Linked DNA regions of Mus musculus: region 2 is linked to region 1. The links are chromatin loops, found by intact Hi-C in ENCODE. Cell type or tissue: left cerebral cortex. All regions are shown on one strand.

Region 1 (8,000 bases):
CAGATGCTTACATTTAGATTCATAACAGCAGTATAACTGCTGTGAAGTATCGATGAAAACAAGTTTTATGGTTGGAGGTCACCACAACATAAGGACCTGTATTAAAGGGTCACGGGGCTAGGGAGGTTATGAGCCATAGTGACACATCTCCGTGGTTGATTTTTAGAATCCCCATAAGATTCGCACACTTCTCCTCCCTTTACATGATGTTATGTTGACAGAAATACCTTATCCCCAGTATAAACAGAAAGCCAGTCTTCCCTGACAAGAGTAGAAATGAATGGAGAGGCTTTTCTCCCCCTCAGGATTGAAGCAATACAATAAATCCCAAGTGTAGTTACCCATGCAAGCATTGAAGCCTGAGAGGCATGCCTCTGTCAAATGCGTGGAGACTCCAAGGGACCCAAGAAGCTATGAAGATGTAACACATGCAACTAACCTTTTCTTTCTAACGATGGACAGATCAGTAGAGCCCGATCATCAGGTCAGAGAGCTCGGTCAGGACATGACTTACTAATTCAGCAGTAGGATCAGAGTTCAAATCCCAGAACCCATGTCCGGAAGGAAAAAGAGCCGTGCATGGTAACACATGCCTGTCACCCCAGTCCTGGGGAGGTGACCACATCCCTAGAGCTTGCTAAACAGCCAGCCAAGCCACTCAGTGAGGCCCATGGCAAGGAGAGACCTGGCATAATTAACTCTACTGGGAATTTATTGTATTGTTTCAATTCTGAGGTGGCCAGCACTTGAAGAAGGACACCGAGGCTGTACTCTGGCTTCTACAGCATGAACACATATACACACACATGGACATATGTGCACACATGCGCATGCACACACACACACACACACACACACACGCACACACACACGCACACGCACACGCACAGCAACATGCAGAGCAAGTTGTAAAAGAAATGCCTAGTTATTACAGCTTGACTGTGAAATGTGCCCTCTGAGCTCTGTATTTGAGCACTTAGTCCTCACCTGGAGCACTCTCCCAGGAGGCCATGGGGCCCAGCTGGCACATACTGACAGGCAGTACAAGTTGTCCCCGTGTGACAGTCATAGCTACAAGTTCCCATCCACACAGACCTAGCCTCTCCTACCAACCTTCCCTCCCATGAATCTCCCACAAGATCTCCCTCCCTTAAACGACATCTGCCGGACTGCTCGCCACAGGCAGCAGAGAAAGTACCAAAGTTACCTCAGAGTATAGCTAGGCATGCACGGCTCGGTGTGAGTGGCTTGGTGCGACCTAGCATGAAGCTAGCCACCTCCAAGACAGCTGCTCCCAGACCTTGTCATCGCTTGTCACCCCAAGGATGACCCACTGTGTCAGTCTCTCCAGTGGGCTAAAGGGCAAGCCTGCTGAGGATCCCTCCCGGGATCCGTATCAAGTAGAAGAGAACTGACTCCACAAAGTTGTCCTCTGATTTAAACGCACACACATATGCATGCACATATACACACACACAAAAACAAACAATCCCATCCTAACTATAGCTTTACACGTTTAAACGTGACCCTGTAATCCCAGCACTTAGGAGGTGGAGTTCGTAAGGCAGAGGATCAGGGGTTCAAGGTCACCCTTGGCTACACAGTGAGGTTAAGGTCAGCCTGGGCTACACGAGGCCCTGTCTCACAAAAAGCAAAACAAAACAGCAACAAACCCCACGGCAGCTGGAACACACCAAACACTGCGTATGCTACATAAAAACCATGTACAAATGCTACTTTAATCGCGGTCACAATAGGATTTCTCTCATGTGATTCAAGAGCAGAAAACCTTCTAAATCTGAGGGATTATAGCTGCGGAGCGGAAAAGACCGATCAGTCAGATATGGCGGCGCTTTCCCAGAACAGCAGGGGTGGCTCAGGATGAGAGGACATGACAAGACAGGGTGGATGTGGGCCAGCTTTTTCCTGGGGTGCCTGCCGGATCAGCAGCTTCTCAGGGGATCCCCAGGTTTCCTTCAGTTATCATCCTCACTACTGGGTAGCTCCACCGGGAAGCCTAACCCACAGGTTCCCATCAGCAGCCCCTTGCTATGCTAGATGCTCTAGCAACAGGCGATTGCAAGGGACATTGTTTTGTTTTGTTTTGTTTGTTCTGGAAAGAGGGCCCTTTGGCACCAAGAGGGATGTGGCAGTGGAGGTGGCTGAAGTGTCTTGCTTCTCTGAAAGGTGCCACAAATCTAGCAGGAAGTGGTTGGCAACACACAGCAGCCTGGATGTCAGGAAGCTGACTTCTGATGAAACCCAGCTGGCCTTCGGGAAGGCCAGGCCCAGTAGCTAAAGGAAAGTGTAGCCTACTTGCCTGGTTATGTAAGAGACACACACCCAGACATAAACAAACCTGTGGCCAGCTTGCTGCAAAGCTGCTGCCTCGAAGGCCCTCACCCACTCCCTGCCTAGTTCTTACCACAAGGGCTAGGCAGGGCTTGCAGTCCAGAAGTTCTTGCCACAGTCTGGCAAATTAGTCTCTTTCCTCCCTCCCTCCCTCCCTTTCTTCCTTCCTTCCTTCCTTCCTTCCTTCCCTCCCTCCCTCCCTCCTTCCTTTTTTAGTTCCTGCAGTGTGCTTTGTCTTACCATAGGACAATACCAGCATAGCAGGATTTATTAAGAATAATTAGCCATAGCACCTCAGGTAAGCCTGGCTTCAGAGTTCAGCATGAAGCAGCCTATGAAACAGTGACCACTATTGTCAACAGTGGCCCTCAGGGGACAGACAGCTCTTGTAGCCTCCACTGGAACCCACAGCAGTGTTTGTCCAGGTCATTCACACGCCCTCGCTACCTCACTCTCTCTTACACCAGTTATATTTGCTTATTATACGTGATCATTTATCATCAGTTAAGAACGTAAGTCCTGTAAGAAAAGTGACTTTGTATGTTTTACTCACTTTGTCCCCAGGGCAGAGAAGTAGGGCGGGCCATAATCAATACACAATCCATAATTGTGGAAATAAGGAATAATTTCACCTCAAGAAAATACACTTGTACAAGGAACAATGAAGAGAACACTCGTTTCCGGGGCTGAAATGTTTTTGTTTTCTGCTTCTGGAAGCTTCTTTGGCTGTGTCTCAGCTGTGTCTTGCTCTGCCCCGACACTTTCTTCTTTCTCCCACCCATTCCAACTTTTTCCCCAATATTCACCATGAACCTGCTAATTGAATAACATGCCAGTCCAGCCCAGGCCTCTGCCTCTCTGACCTTTGCAAGCATCCTCAAGACCAATCCACTGCCATCAACGCCAAGTCTCTGCAGGCCAACAAGCCCGCCTGCCCTCCTGAGTTTTTGCATTTTGCCCTGTGGCATCTACCACACTCCAGAGGGGGAAAAATTAATTTCACTCCTCTGGATCGAGGTAGCTTTCTGGTTGAGTCTGATCAGTAAACAGAGCACGCAGAACAACACAGACCCTGTGTGCTTCCTCTGTACTGTTTAATCCCTTTACTTAAAACATCCAGAGATGGTCATAGTGGCAGAAGGCTGTAGTCCTAGCATTCAAGAGGCTGAGGCAGGAGGATTGTTGAGTGTAAAGCCTGTTTGGGCTACCCAGTGAGATTCTGCCTCAAAAAATGAACAGATAATCAAGTATTTACTCTCTTCTAGAGAAATACAGGAACATCAGGCAAAGTTGCAAATGAAGGAACAGGGAAAGGAAGAAAAAGCATGGAAGTGAGGGAGAAGAAATAAAATATGAGACACAGCAAAAGCACCACCTTCAGCACTCTCGTTCCCATGACAGACGGTGAACCCCATTGCTCTGGCTATATACACAGTGCTTACTGCAAACCAGACCCTCGTGATTCCATTCAGTCATCTGAGCCTAAACAACACGGGCAAGGAAGCCAAGGTGTCGTTCAAGCCCCGCCCCCAAGAGCACATGACCACTGTCAGTCACCTGCTGGCCTATTCTAAGTACTTTATTACTGGGGTCACTGAGTGTTCTATTGTGAAGCAAAGAATATCACGTTTGACTCTGGAATATTCTCTATCAGAGACTGTTCAATTTAGAGGTTGAGGTTTGTTAGATTAAAGTTAAATTAATATTCCTAACATTGGTGAACATTTCACAGTGGGCATTTCAGAGAGGTTCTGAACGCACGCCTGACTTTGCGAAAAAGAAAAACGGTTTAGCAGTAGCGCAATTTTCTTTTTCCTTTTTTCCAAAAAATATAGATATCACACCCATTAGACACTGACACATGCTAGAATATTTCACAGAAATTATTTTAGATATTCAGGCACAGCTCCAATCTGGCATGGCTGATAATTCTGAACTACCTTTTGATTTTCAATCTCTCTCTCTCAATCTCTCTCTCTCTCTCTCTCTCTCTCTCTCTCTCTCTCTCTCTCTCTCTCTCGTTGTGTGTGTGTGTAAAACTCAGTCTAGATGAATTACCTATAACCATATAATCATTTTTTTTTATTATTCTTAGAGGAATGAACTGTCAAAAATAATACCATTTCATTTCTTCTCCACAAATTAAATCCTCTGGAATACAGCACACATCTGAGACAAAGTGAGCATAATTTTATGCTTATGGTGTTACAATGTACAAAGTAGGAAAATCTGACATTTCCATCAGCTTTGTAGCAATAGATTACACTAGACAGATTATAAATGCAACCATAATCAACTTGTAACAAATACACTCTGATTGCAAATTCTTTGTCATGTGCATTAAAAATGAAAGAAAATGGCATTTGAGCAATGTCTGGAATTTTCCCTTTAAGAAGTCTCATCTACATGCTACAGTGTGACTTATTTCTAGGTATGTTTGCCTTCTTCCTGGGCCCCAAGTGTGTAATTTCTCCTAGTAACTGGCTGCCAAGATATGACAGAGTAGGCCTGGCTGAGAAAGCATCCATGAAACAGCAGATGCATAATTTCATTTTGTTTTTTTAATAGCACAACATTCAAAATACCCAGGAGAAAGAGCTAGAAAGCAAAGTCAAGATGCCAACAGATAGCTACATGTCATGACATATAATTGGTTTTTACTTTCAAATTTTTATGACATACAATTTCTAGATTTTCAACATCTTTATATATAAAACAAGAGAGGGGGGAAAGTCCCTTTCTTTTGCAATGTAAATGTTCTCATGCCGAACACTAGTTTATCAGTAAGCTCCCCTTACTGGGGAATGTATGCAGAAATGTATTATCTGGAAATGCTTTCCCTAAGAGTACACAGGGCTGTTTTTAACCATCTGTCATATGGTATCTCCATACCCACATGGGTATTAACATAACCATTTTTCTAGTTAGTTCTTTTATTTTCCGTTTTCTAAATTTCTACTTGACAGTTTTATATACATACATAACACATACTGCCTCCTCTCACTTTCTCCCATCTCCCCAGTACCCATCTACCCCAGCTCGTCCCAACAAATCTCTAGCATGCATTCATACCTACCAGTGTGAGGTAGGCTATGGATGTAGCTTGGCCATAGTGCATTTGCCTAACGTGCACAAAGCCCTGGGTTCTATCCCAGAACTACCAGATAAAGGTGATGGACTACTGTGCCGCAAACCCAGTAGTGACCAAGAACAAACCCTATCGTTGCATGCTAAATTGTTTGCCAATTTAAGGAACCCTTGCCAAGTTCTGGAAGACAGAGCAGGCCCTCACACCTTCAGTGTGAGCCACAAGGAAGTATGCAGCTGCCCTCGAAAGGAGAGTGACCAAGCCCAGAGAACTGTGGCCACTCTCCTCAGCCACTCCTCTTCAAAGCTCCCTCGTGACTTTGCTGCCGTTAGTCTTGGCATGGAAAACCTCACCTCAAGCTCCTCTGAGCTAGACCTGTGGCTACACAGAAAATTATCCAGATTCCAAGACGATCTCCATCCCAGGAATTTTCTGTGGGTTGGATGGAAGCTAGGTCACTTGTAGATCTCTGTCTGTACCAAGAGCAGTCCAGGAAGAGAGAGCAGGAGACCTCTGACCATCATTCCAGTGTCCTCAGAACTTGCCCCACCCCCTGGGAGGATACCTCACTGTCAAGTCCTGTTACCAAGAGCGATGGCTACAGAGAGGAGCCAGTGTAGTCTAGAGGTGAAAGGCCTTTCTCAGACAATCAAATCCTCTTTTCCATACCCAGTTAAATTTGGTTCTGTTACATTAGATCTTCAGCAAAGTCCTTTTTCTGCTGTTTGCAAAACCTAACAGTCATAATTATTGACTGAGAAACCAGCCCAAATCCCTCACCCCACCCCTACCCCAATTCATCACACCTAAAAGGCACTGAGGAAGGGGGAGGGAGACTGGGGGTGCAGAGGGAAAAAAAGCCATCTTTTGAGAGCAACAATGTCCCTCAATTTTTTTCCTAATCCTCTTTCCTAGCTATAGCAGCCCAAAGTGGCCTTTTCCAAAGCACCTGTTTGTGTCTGAGAACGGACTCTCAGTGTGTAATTTGTTTCTGCCCTCGCTTCCACAGAGCAGTCAAGTAGATGCTGTGTTGGTATGGACTCTGGTGTGATTAGGTTCAGTCAACAACCCCTTGCCTCTTGATGCCGTCCATCCTCTAAGGCCTGAAGCAAATGAGCATAAAGGGAACCTTGGCGAGCTGTGGGGGAGGCTAACACACGACCCAAGCTCCAAGAGAGAGCAGAAAGACCTCAAATACAAACTTGGTTGGTTGTCTTCCAAAACCACTGCAAGTAACTCAAAAAGCATAAACAAGTGGGTATAAGGAAGATGCCCCACGTGTCTTCCTCATGGGAACTTGATGAATAATTCAAACCCTTCATATGGAAAGACACTGGTACACAGGCATGTCCAACAAAAATGAACAATGAACTTGTTCGTGTCTAATGCCGCAAGGAGTATCAACTCCCTAGGACTTGCCTCAGAGAAATATATGCTTTGCCCCCTAAATGCCATCAAAAGCTACTGAGGTCTACCACAGGCAAGGCACTACATTAGCACACTAGAGAATGATATATAAATTAGATATTAAACATATAAAGTCACTTGTTTCTCAAGTGTCTTCAGCAAGAACATTTTGAATGAATGAGTGGGAGAATGGATGAATGAATGAATGAATGGGAGGATGAGTGAATTAATGAATGAAAGAGTGGGAAAATGAGTGGTATGATGAAAGCTAAGTACTGCTGGGCAGTGCTCAAATCATTCTATGTTTTTTTCTAGATGAGAAACTACTGAATTCCTGACTCACTTCATCATTATGGGGAAACTCTGGACAGATTAGCATGAAAGAGAGCTGGAAATGGGATTTATCCACGATCAGGGCTCCCCACTGTAGGATAATAGAGATTAAAGGCACAAATAAGTGGTTTCTCTGGCTGAGGCAAGCAGTGTGAGACAGGTTGGGGCCACTCTGAGAATCAGTAGGCTTTTCTTGTTTCATTCAGATCACGTGACTCATGAGGGAATGGGGTGTATACACCAAGGTCAAACAATAATGCCGAGCTCATCTTCTCAGGCTGCTCTCCATTGCCTACACATGAGGATGGTACCCCAAGGTCCTAAACACCTCAGAGAGAAGCAGTCAGGGGCTGGGCTCAGCGTATATGGCGACCGTCTCATCCACCACAGAACAAAAGAAGATTACGGTAGATGTTTCTGGAGAGGGCATGTGGGACAACATCCAGGGGCAGAGACCCCAAGGTTCTGTCATATGAGAGGCAAGGTAAAGCCAAATTGGTATAAGTCCAAAAGGAGAATCACCAAGCCACGCTAGACACCAGGAGAGGACCCCAGCAGCAGGCCTTGGTCACAAGTGCTATGTTTCTGAAGAGGCTAGATCAGTCCAGAAAGACCCAGAAATCACTGCAAAGATTCAAGAACCAGGCCCCTCCTACCAGCAACTCCCCCAACTCCCACCACAAAGCCACAGTGAATATGGACAAGGATGAAAAGAGGGGTGTAGAACAGTCAGGAGAAATCCAGGGTACCAAATTATTATCCGGCGACACCAAGCAGTTGCTAAAAATGTCCGCTTACATTGTTACATCAAACCAAGCTT
Region 2 (8,000 bases), 55 kb before region 1:
CTGGCCACGGACTTACTGTGCAAATCACGTTAGGAGGACAAGGCGCCACGATTTAGTAAGCAGTCTGGCCCAGCACTTTTGTTGGGTGGTAGAGATTCAAATTCCCTTGTGATTGCGACCTGTGACTGCAAGTGACTTAACATCTCTCCCATCCTGCACTGCCCTTGATAAATAAATGTTATGTACCTTCCCCAAAATATGGAAAACCTTGCAAATTTATTTTGTTGTTGTTGTTTATGGTGATGTCTTTCTATTAAGACTGAATACCCAGCTCAGGAAAGAGAATTGAGGCAGCCCTCTCTGGAGCAGGTGAAGGCTCCCAGGGGTGAAGGGCACAGGGCTGAGAAGTCTCAGCCTTCTCTGTCTTGGTCAAAGTCAAAGCTGGTTTATGGATCTGCTTCTAAACGTCTAGTTTCTATGACCGTCTCTGCATGCGTTAATTTTCCTGTGTTCCAGGAGTCTTAAAGCCTAAAGACCCTCAGTAGCATCAAATCCAGAGAGTCCCTGCTTCGTTTAGTTAAAGGAGTTGGGGAGCAGACAAGAAATATTTACTAACCTTCCCGAGTGACTCTAACATAAGGCCTGGAGTTGAGAATTAGTAAGATAAATCACACTCATTGGCTTCACAGTGCCTCCGGCCCTGCCTGTTGAACTCCTGGTCTAGTCATAGAAGCTTGGCATGGCCGAAACTCCATTCTTCACCAGCACCATACAGCCCACAGTAATTGCCTCATGTGTGTCTACATGAATTTGCATGAGTATCTGAGTCACTTGTACCAGGGCTGTTGAATGTGGTTTTGGAGAAGGTGTGGACCTTAGGTATACACAGTTAAACAGTGTCATCACCTTCACTAATGGCATCATGATTGTCCTGACACTCAAGGCCACAGCCAGAGCTGCACACACACACACCTTGACATTGCTGAATCTTGGCCACTCTAGCTTCAGCTTTCCGCCTCTCTTCATCCGACTCGCTCGTCCTTCCTCCTTCTTCCTCTGGACAACTTGAAAAGACAACAGTCAAGGCATCACTGAAACCAGTTTCAAGGACGTCTAAGCTTATTAGAAACACCTGGAAACTTAGCAAGAGAACTAGCCACAAAGCAAAACAAAACAACAACAACAACAACAAAACCCGAACAAAGAGAACGCATTGCTCCTCCCTGCCAAGAGATTAGTTTTCTAGAGTACTCACATGCTACAACATAGATTCAAAGTCTCTAGAGGATGGTTCAAATATCTCAACCCCCGCAACCATCACTACCACCACCACCACCACCACCACCACCAGCAACAGCAACACTGGCATTATGGCATTGAGTGCAACTAAGATAACAACATTTTTGGTTTTGGACCATTGTGAAACTCCTCTTGATGGCTCTAGAATAGAAGGATTGTGGGACACATAGTAGATGGCCATACTGGGTAGATGTGGTAGAGATGGGAGTACCTTACAGAATTCCAAGCTCATCTAATTAAATTGGATTAAATTACCAGTAATAAACTAATTAAATTACCAGTAATAATCATAACTCCTACCCTTGTGCCTCCGTTATCAAAACTATCCTCGCACGAGTAATGAGCAATGCACTGAGTGAGAAGAATGAAGTTTGCCAGGCATTTATTTGAATGGTTCCTCAGGCACACGGAGAAACAGAAGACATGGTCCCTGCTCAGAAGGAGCTTCCAGTCTATGGAATCCCACACACACCGACGTGTAAAATGTAACAACTACAGAAGAGAGATGGCAGGCACCAAACAAGTGCCTTAGAAAGTGGGCGTGACAACATCTTAGGTACAGCAGAGAACACCTGGGCCGAAGAGCTCTTCATGAAGCAGGTGAGCAGGAGCCACACCAAAGCACACAGGCAGAGTGGGGAGGCACGGCATGCAGGGAGGGCGTGCAGAGGGCAGAGCTGCAGGTGACATGCTACGGCAGGCAGGGGCAAAGGTCAGGGAGCAGGCAATTCTGGCTGAGGCAAAGTTTTCATGCAGGAGAGATACAGTTAGAACAATGTCCCACAACTGAACAAGGGCATTCCATAGGTGAAGAGAAGCTCAGTTACCTTTCTACTGCCTGCTGGATCCGCCTCATCCAGTTATTCCGCTCCTCCTTGGAATTGGTGTGGATTTCGTACATCTCGGGGCCGGCTGACGAAGCACTGATCAGAAACATGCCTCTCTCCTCGTTGGCAACTTCTCTAGCAATCAGCTTCTGGAGGGAAATCACTGATGGCTTCTGGTCCTGCGAGAGGGAAGAGGATGCACAGGTGAAACTGCACAGTCTTTAAACTGGAGAGTTACCTGGAATCCAGGAGCCACGGAGAGCAACAGCATTTGGGAACCAACAGAGAGCAGAAAAAGTATCACATTAGCTCTCCGCTGGCTATGACAGTGTTTGGCACCAGCAGCTGAAGACAGCACTCAACCTAAGAGCCGGTAGAGGGCATTTCTTACTCAAGCCAACACAGATGGAGAATGAGAACTGAGGGGAGTAACGATCCTGGAGGTTGGCAGGTTAGAGGCCGAGAAGGTGGCTCAGCGGTTAACAGCAAACGCTACTTTTGCAGAGGACCTGAGTTTGGTCCCCAGTACCCATACTGGGTCACTCAAAGCCACCGGTAACTACAGCTCCAGGAGATATGGTCTCTTCTTTTGGCCACTGCACTATACTTATACCCACACAGAGATGTCCAGATTTTTTTTTAAATAAGTATTTTTTTTAAGTTTGTAAATTCAAAGGACAATTTTAAAAAGATCAGAGGGAGAAGAGAAAAAATGAAACTACTGTGATTGAAGATGGGATTTTAAAAATGGCATATCTGAAGTTACAATAAGATTGTAAAGGATGGGGACCTGGAAGCCATTGGATTTGGCAATAATTAGAAGACTGTGATAGAAACAGACCTCTAGGAAATAAGGTTAGCAAATAAAAATGTGGAAGTGGGCAGACAAGATCAGAGAGCCCTTAGGCATCACCGGCCTCCTCTGCTCAGGCCTTAGAGATCTCAGCCCCATGTCTACTACCTCTCTACCTGTAGGTGGCTCTTCCTCACCAACCAGATGAACACGTGGTGAGCAGGTCAGGCCCTAACTCATCTTCATATGCCAGACACACTGCCTTGCACAGAATAGGCAATTAATGTCTGCAAAATGGATTGAACATAATTCCATCTGAGGCAAATTGTCAGAAAGTCTAGGAGTTGGTGTCCAAGGTATAATAAGGAAGTAACTTCTACCAGTATTTACCGTGGTCTTGCAGCGCCTCCACGCTATGCCCTGGAGCCTCACAGTTGGCAACATTAATAGTCCCACACCTGGCTCAAGAGCTGTGGTTAAAAGAAGGGCCAAAAGAATGTCTGCAGGATGGGAAGCTACGTGGGAGTATGGAATCTGCTTTGGTCTGCGGTTCCCATCGCTGTCTACAGAGCTGGCTGTAGCATGTGGTTTTGTTTCTCCCTTGTGGACTGAGTGAAGCCTTTATCCACAGTTTGCCATTCCATATTCTCCACCAGTGACTTCTCAGTGCTGGCTTGTCTGCCTTCCCAGCATTGCATAGCTATGCAGCATCTGGTGTTATTGGCCAAGGCATCTCTGGAGTGCTCTTCAGGTTTTTCAGAGCAGTGGGGGGAGGGGAGAAGAGCATGATGGAACAGACTACTGGTCTACCCAGTCTCATGTTTGGCCTCTGGAAATGGAAGGTAAATCGGTTTTAAGGAAGATCTTGAATCCTGCCCTCTGTAATAGAGAGGTCCTCTAAGTATTAGTAAGATCCCTTTTAGTATTGGAGGTCTATGTTTCAGCTTCCTTTTTCTATATATAAAAATGCAGTATATTAAGATGTAACATGGGGCCGGGCAGTGGTGGCGCACACCTTTAATCCCAGCACTTGGGAGGCAGAGGCAGGCAGATTTCTGAGTTTGAGACCAGCCTGGTCTACAGAGTGAGTTCCAGGACAGCCAGGGCTATACAGAGAAACCCTGTCTCGAAAAAAAAAAATGTAACATGGGGTTTGAGTTGCTTGATATGAAATAATATGAAATTAGTAGTAGTAGTAGGTTAGTGCTCCAGAGAAAGGGTGGTGGTGGCAAGATGTTTCAAAAATGAAGGATGAATAAAGGGTAGAAAGGAAAATTAATTAAATCCATGCCAACCAGAAGGCATTAAAGGCATGCTTATCATCGTCTATATTAACTATATAAACACTAGTGATAAAAGATTCAACATCTCCAGGAATGAAAGCAACATATCAGCTCTGAACAGATGATGCACACTCTGATGATGCACGGGCCTACTGCAGTCTGCAGGGCGGATTTTGTTTGAATCATAGCATTTTAAAGCCTTTGCTGTTGTCATGGTTACCAACATTTGTGGGTAGGAATTTCCACCTTTTAGAACTACTCTAGAGTTGGAGGTGCTTAGTAGAGACAAAAAACTGGACCCTGGACCATATCCTCACGTCATTTATAAACGTCAGCTGTAGCTCAGTAAGCATGGTCACTTGGACACTAGGCACGCACCCACTAGTTGAGGACAGTTCCCCCTGCTTGCCACTGTCCTAGGAACACTCACTGTCAACTTCATTTACATCCCTGCCCAATCTCTACAGACACCTGGAATGGAAGCCCTCTCCTTCTGATGAAGGGGACTGGGTAAGGAGAGGCTACCTCCAGCCCAACTGCTACCTCATCTCCACTGGTACTTGTGATTCCACTGAGGCAGAAAGTCCCCAAGCTTGCTTCCTACTATCAATTTAACTCACAGACAAACATGCTCATCTTCTCTTTTCTACCGCTTCAGTGTTGAAATTGTCAAGAGAGTCATCCTAGATGCAGAAAGCAGGTATTCCAGCTTTATTCTAGATCCCATTTCCAGCTAAATGACTTGTTTTTAATTATGTTGGTGCTGGAGAGATGGCTCAGAGGTAAAGAACATTAAATATTTCAGAGGACTCAGAGTTTGGTTCCCAGCACACATGTTAGGTGGCTCACAAACACCCATAACTCTGGCTCCAGGTGATTGGACACCTTTTTCTGGTCTCTGAGGGTACCTGCATGCACGCACGCACACACACACACACCACCACCACCACCACCACCACCACCACCACCACCACCAACACCAACAACAACAGAACTCTCCTGTAAGGACAGTACTTTCTACTGTTATTGCTTTCAGATCCTTCTGATAGTTTCCAAATTCATCATGTCTTCTATGTACACAAGATAAGGACCTATTAAGATTTTTTTTTTCTTCTGGTCAAAGGGAATGAAGAATCTAACCTGTGGGTCCTAGTATAAGGACAGATTTCTAAACTTTGTAGTGGGAACTAGGAAATTCAGACATGGTAGACTCCGAGCTAATGATTCAATTCCCTTAGACAATCACTATAAGAGATTTATGAGACAGGGCTGCTGTCAGATAAATGTGATAAGAAAGCATATGCAATAGAAGTAGAATATACTTGATTCTCAGAAGGTAAGAGAATGCCTTCTCCTTTGCTCTTCAGTATCACCTATGTGAAGGTATATTCACCTCTTTTCAGGATTTGGATCTAAAGAAATCTTTTCTATAGTGATATAATGTGAACATTTCTCATCAGCTTGGCCCCCAACATCCTATAGGTTAATTTCAGTGATTCTATCTTCCTGGGGTTTCCTCTGTGTTCTTTCAGAGTTTTCCAGGTACTAACATGGGGAGGCTAGCAGACAAAGTGGGAAGTGTTAATGAAATCTGTAATAGATAAAGTGCAAATAGGCCAGGGGGTATGGAGTGTAAGGCTCCATGCTATCCTCTGCTGTAGTCAGCATCAGGGTGCTGATGAGAGGGGGGAAGAAGCCGCTTGGGCCAATCTGCAGAACACAGGCAGGCAGGTTCCAGCCCCTCCCTCTCACAGCCCATCACTGATCAGGCATGCCTTTTTACTTTCTTTGGACAGCAAAGAACACTTTATTAAAACTTTGAATTTTCCCAAAAATTCGATTTTTGGAGTAATAGTGTGCTAAGAGACACAAACAGCCTATCACTGGATGCATACTAAACCCTTACATGAGTACTGTGCTTCAGTTTCTTTCTAGCAGTGCATGATGGCCCACGGCACAAACAAGGAGTTCCTGTGACATTTCTCCTCCTCTGTACCCTTCGGAGAAAGGCTGTACCAGAGGCTGTATGTGGTATGCTATAAATTACTAGTTTTCAGTGGTAGGCTACAATCCAGTTGTGTGTGAGCAGTGAGAATGAACTACATACCACAAAGGGAGGGGACACAGAATGGCCATAGTCATTAGAAGCAGCAATGGCAGGACTGAGCGTTTTCTTTAAGCCGGAGGCTGTAGTTCAGTGGGAGAACATTTTGTAGTATGCAAAATGTCCTTGGTTCATTCCCTAACACTAAGAAAAGTGGAAAGTGTACTCTCCTTTAGGAACCGTGGTGTTCTCTTGTTTGGAAGAAGCGGCAGCTCATAGATGAGGCTAGTGAATGGCGTAGCAAGAGGACCATCTGGCAGAAAAAGAGAGCAAGATGCTGGAAATGACCTATGCCCAACACTGATAGCTCCGTTGCCAGAGCTGAGCCCAGGTAGACAGACAGCAGGGAGGCACCCGGGGCCCCGAGAGCAGTGTCTGTTCACTATCAATGCTGGGCTATTGCAATATTTCCAATTGATTAAACTGCCTGCTGAACCAGTTATGAAATCCACTGTAGCAGTGGGGATATTGTATGGGCATATTCTTGCCAAGCAACATTTTTTTTTAAATGAGGAATATTGGGCTTTGTTGAAGGAAATACAGAACTAACTAGTTTAAAATGTGCATTGCATGGTCATATACTTACAACAGCTGCAAAGATGTATTTCTGGTCTTTTTCTTGTAAGAAGAGCAGCACGTCAGTTAGTAGCAGAGCCAGGATGTCTGCAAAGACAGAAACGCAGCAGCATTAACGAAGGGAACCGCAGCCTCGATGGCTTTACCAGCTACTTTAATTTCACAATTGACATTTAAATCTGTCTAACAAAATGAAAGACTTTCTGTGAAACTTTTACTTAAAAAAAAAAAAACAACAACCTTTTATTAGGATAGCTAAGATCTATCATAGGTAAAATGTATAGGAATCTGTTTAAGTGTGTATTTTTTTTAATGTGACACTATAGGTAAACTATAGGATTGTAATAAGAGGTGAATCTCTAGAAAATGTTTAGGAGCCCAGTTTTCAAAACGAAAGAAAAAAATCATACATAAAAAGGCCCCGAGATGGAAAGGTGATATATGTGTGCAATCCCGGGACTTGGGAGGCTGAGGCCAGAGGGTCATGAGTTTGAGGCCAGCCCGAGTTACATAACAAGACCTGGTGTCAGCAAGCGCCCAGCCTCCCCTCTATGAAAGCAGGTCCTAAGAGAATGGAACACGGCCTTGCCTTTAGGAGGAAATGTAGCTAGTTAAAAGTGCGAGGGAGCGCTGGGCATGTTGGTGGCACACACCTTTAGTCCCAGCACTCGGGAGGCAGAGGCAGGTCGATCTCTGCAAGTTCAAGGCCAGCCTGGTCTACAGAGTGAGTTCCAGGACAGCCGGGACTACACAGAGAAACCCTGTCTCGAAAAACAAACCTGGAAGGTAGCAGCTTTCTCTGCATCAAGAGATAGAGCCAAACCTGCTCCAAGTCTGAGTGACGCTGGGTTTCTTTACTTCCCTTGGAAACTTCTCAAGAACTACGCCTACTCCTACAACCACTGCATACCCTAATCCGAACAAGTGCTCCTATTCGGTGGGCAAAAAGCAAAGGCATTGTGTGGCTTGCACTGAATAGATTTTCAACCCGACACTGCACACTGCTCATCAGCATATACCTCTGTTCGCCCTCTGGTGCACAAAGACCGTCAAGTCAAGCAACTATAGTGGAGTAAATCTTTCCTCTCCTCCTTGCCGAAGGGTGTGAATGAGATGAAGGAAGCAGGAGGCAGGCAAGGCCCTTTAGAGGCTGTGGTGGACACCGAACAGGCAAACCT

Evidence for each region. Hi-C counts contacts between places; a loop is a spot of excess contacts. Peaks named below come from ENCODE experiments on the same cell type or tissue, not always from the same donor. Only the 100,000 strongest peaks of a DNase experiment are listed, where the experiment ranks them.
Region 2: it touches region 1 in a loop (2.3-fold over the local background); 1 of 42 quality-filtered maps calls a loop at or near these places.

What each region holds. Positions count from the first base shown.
Region 1 is chr13:98,000,029-98,008,028 of GRCm38, forward strand. The region is part of intron 9 of Arhgef28 (Rho guanine nucleotide exchange factor (GEF) 28); the gene reads right to left. Among named protein-coding and RNA genes, the nearest start is that of Gm34388, 110 kb to the left of the region's middle. In left cerebral cortex, no CTCF peak of the experiment used is centred here; a DNase peak (open chromatin) is centred at 4,838.
Region 2 is chr13:97,944,737-97,952,736 of GRCm38, forward strand. It overlaps Arhgef28 (Rho guanine nucleotide exchange factor (GEF) 28), which reads right to left. Exons shown (of 36, transcript NM_012026.2): 26 at 6,833-6,909; 27 at 2,067-2,245; 28 at 913-1,004. Among named protein-coding and RNA genes, the nearest start is that of Gm34388, 55 kb to the left of the region's middle. In left cerebral cortex, no CTCF peak of the experiment used is centred here; DNase peaks (open chromatin) are centred at 3,373 and 4,323.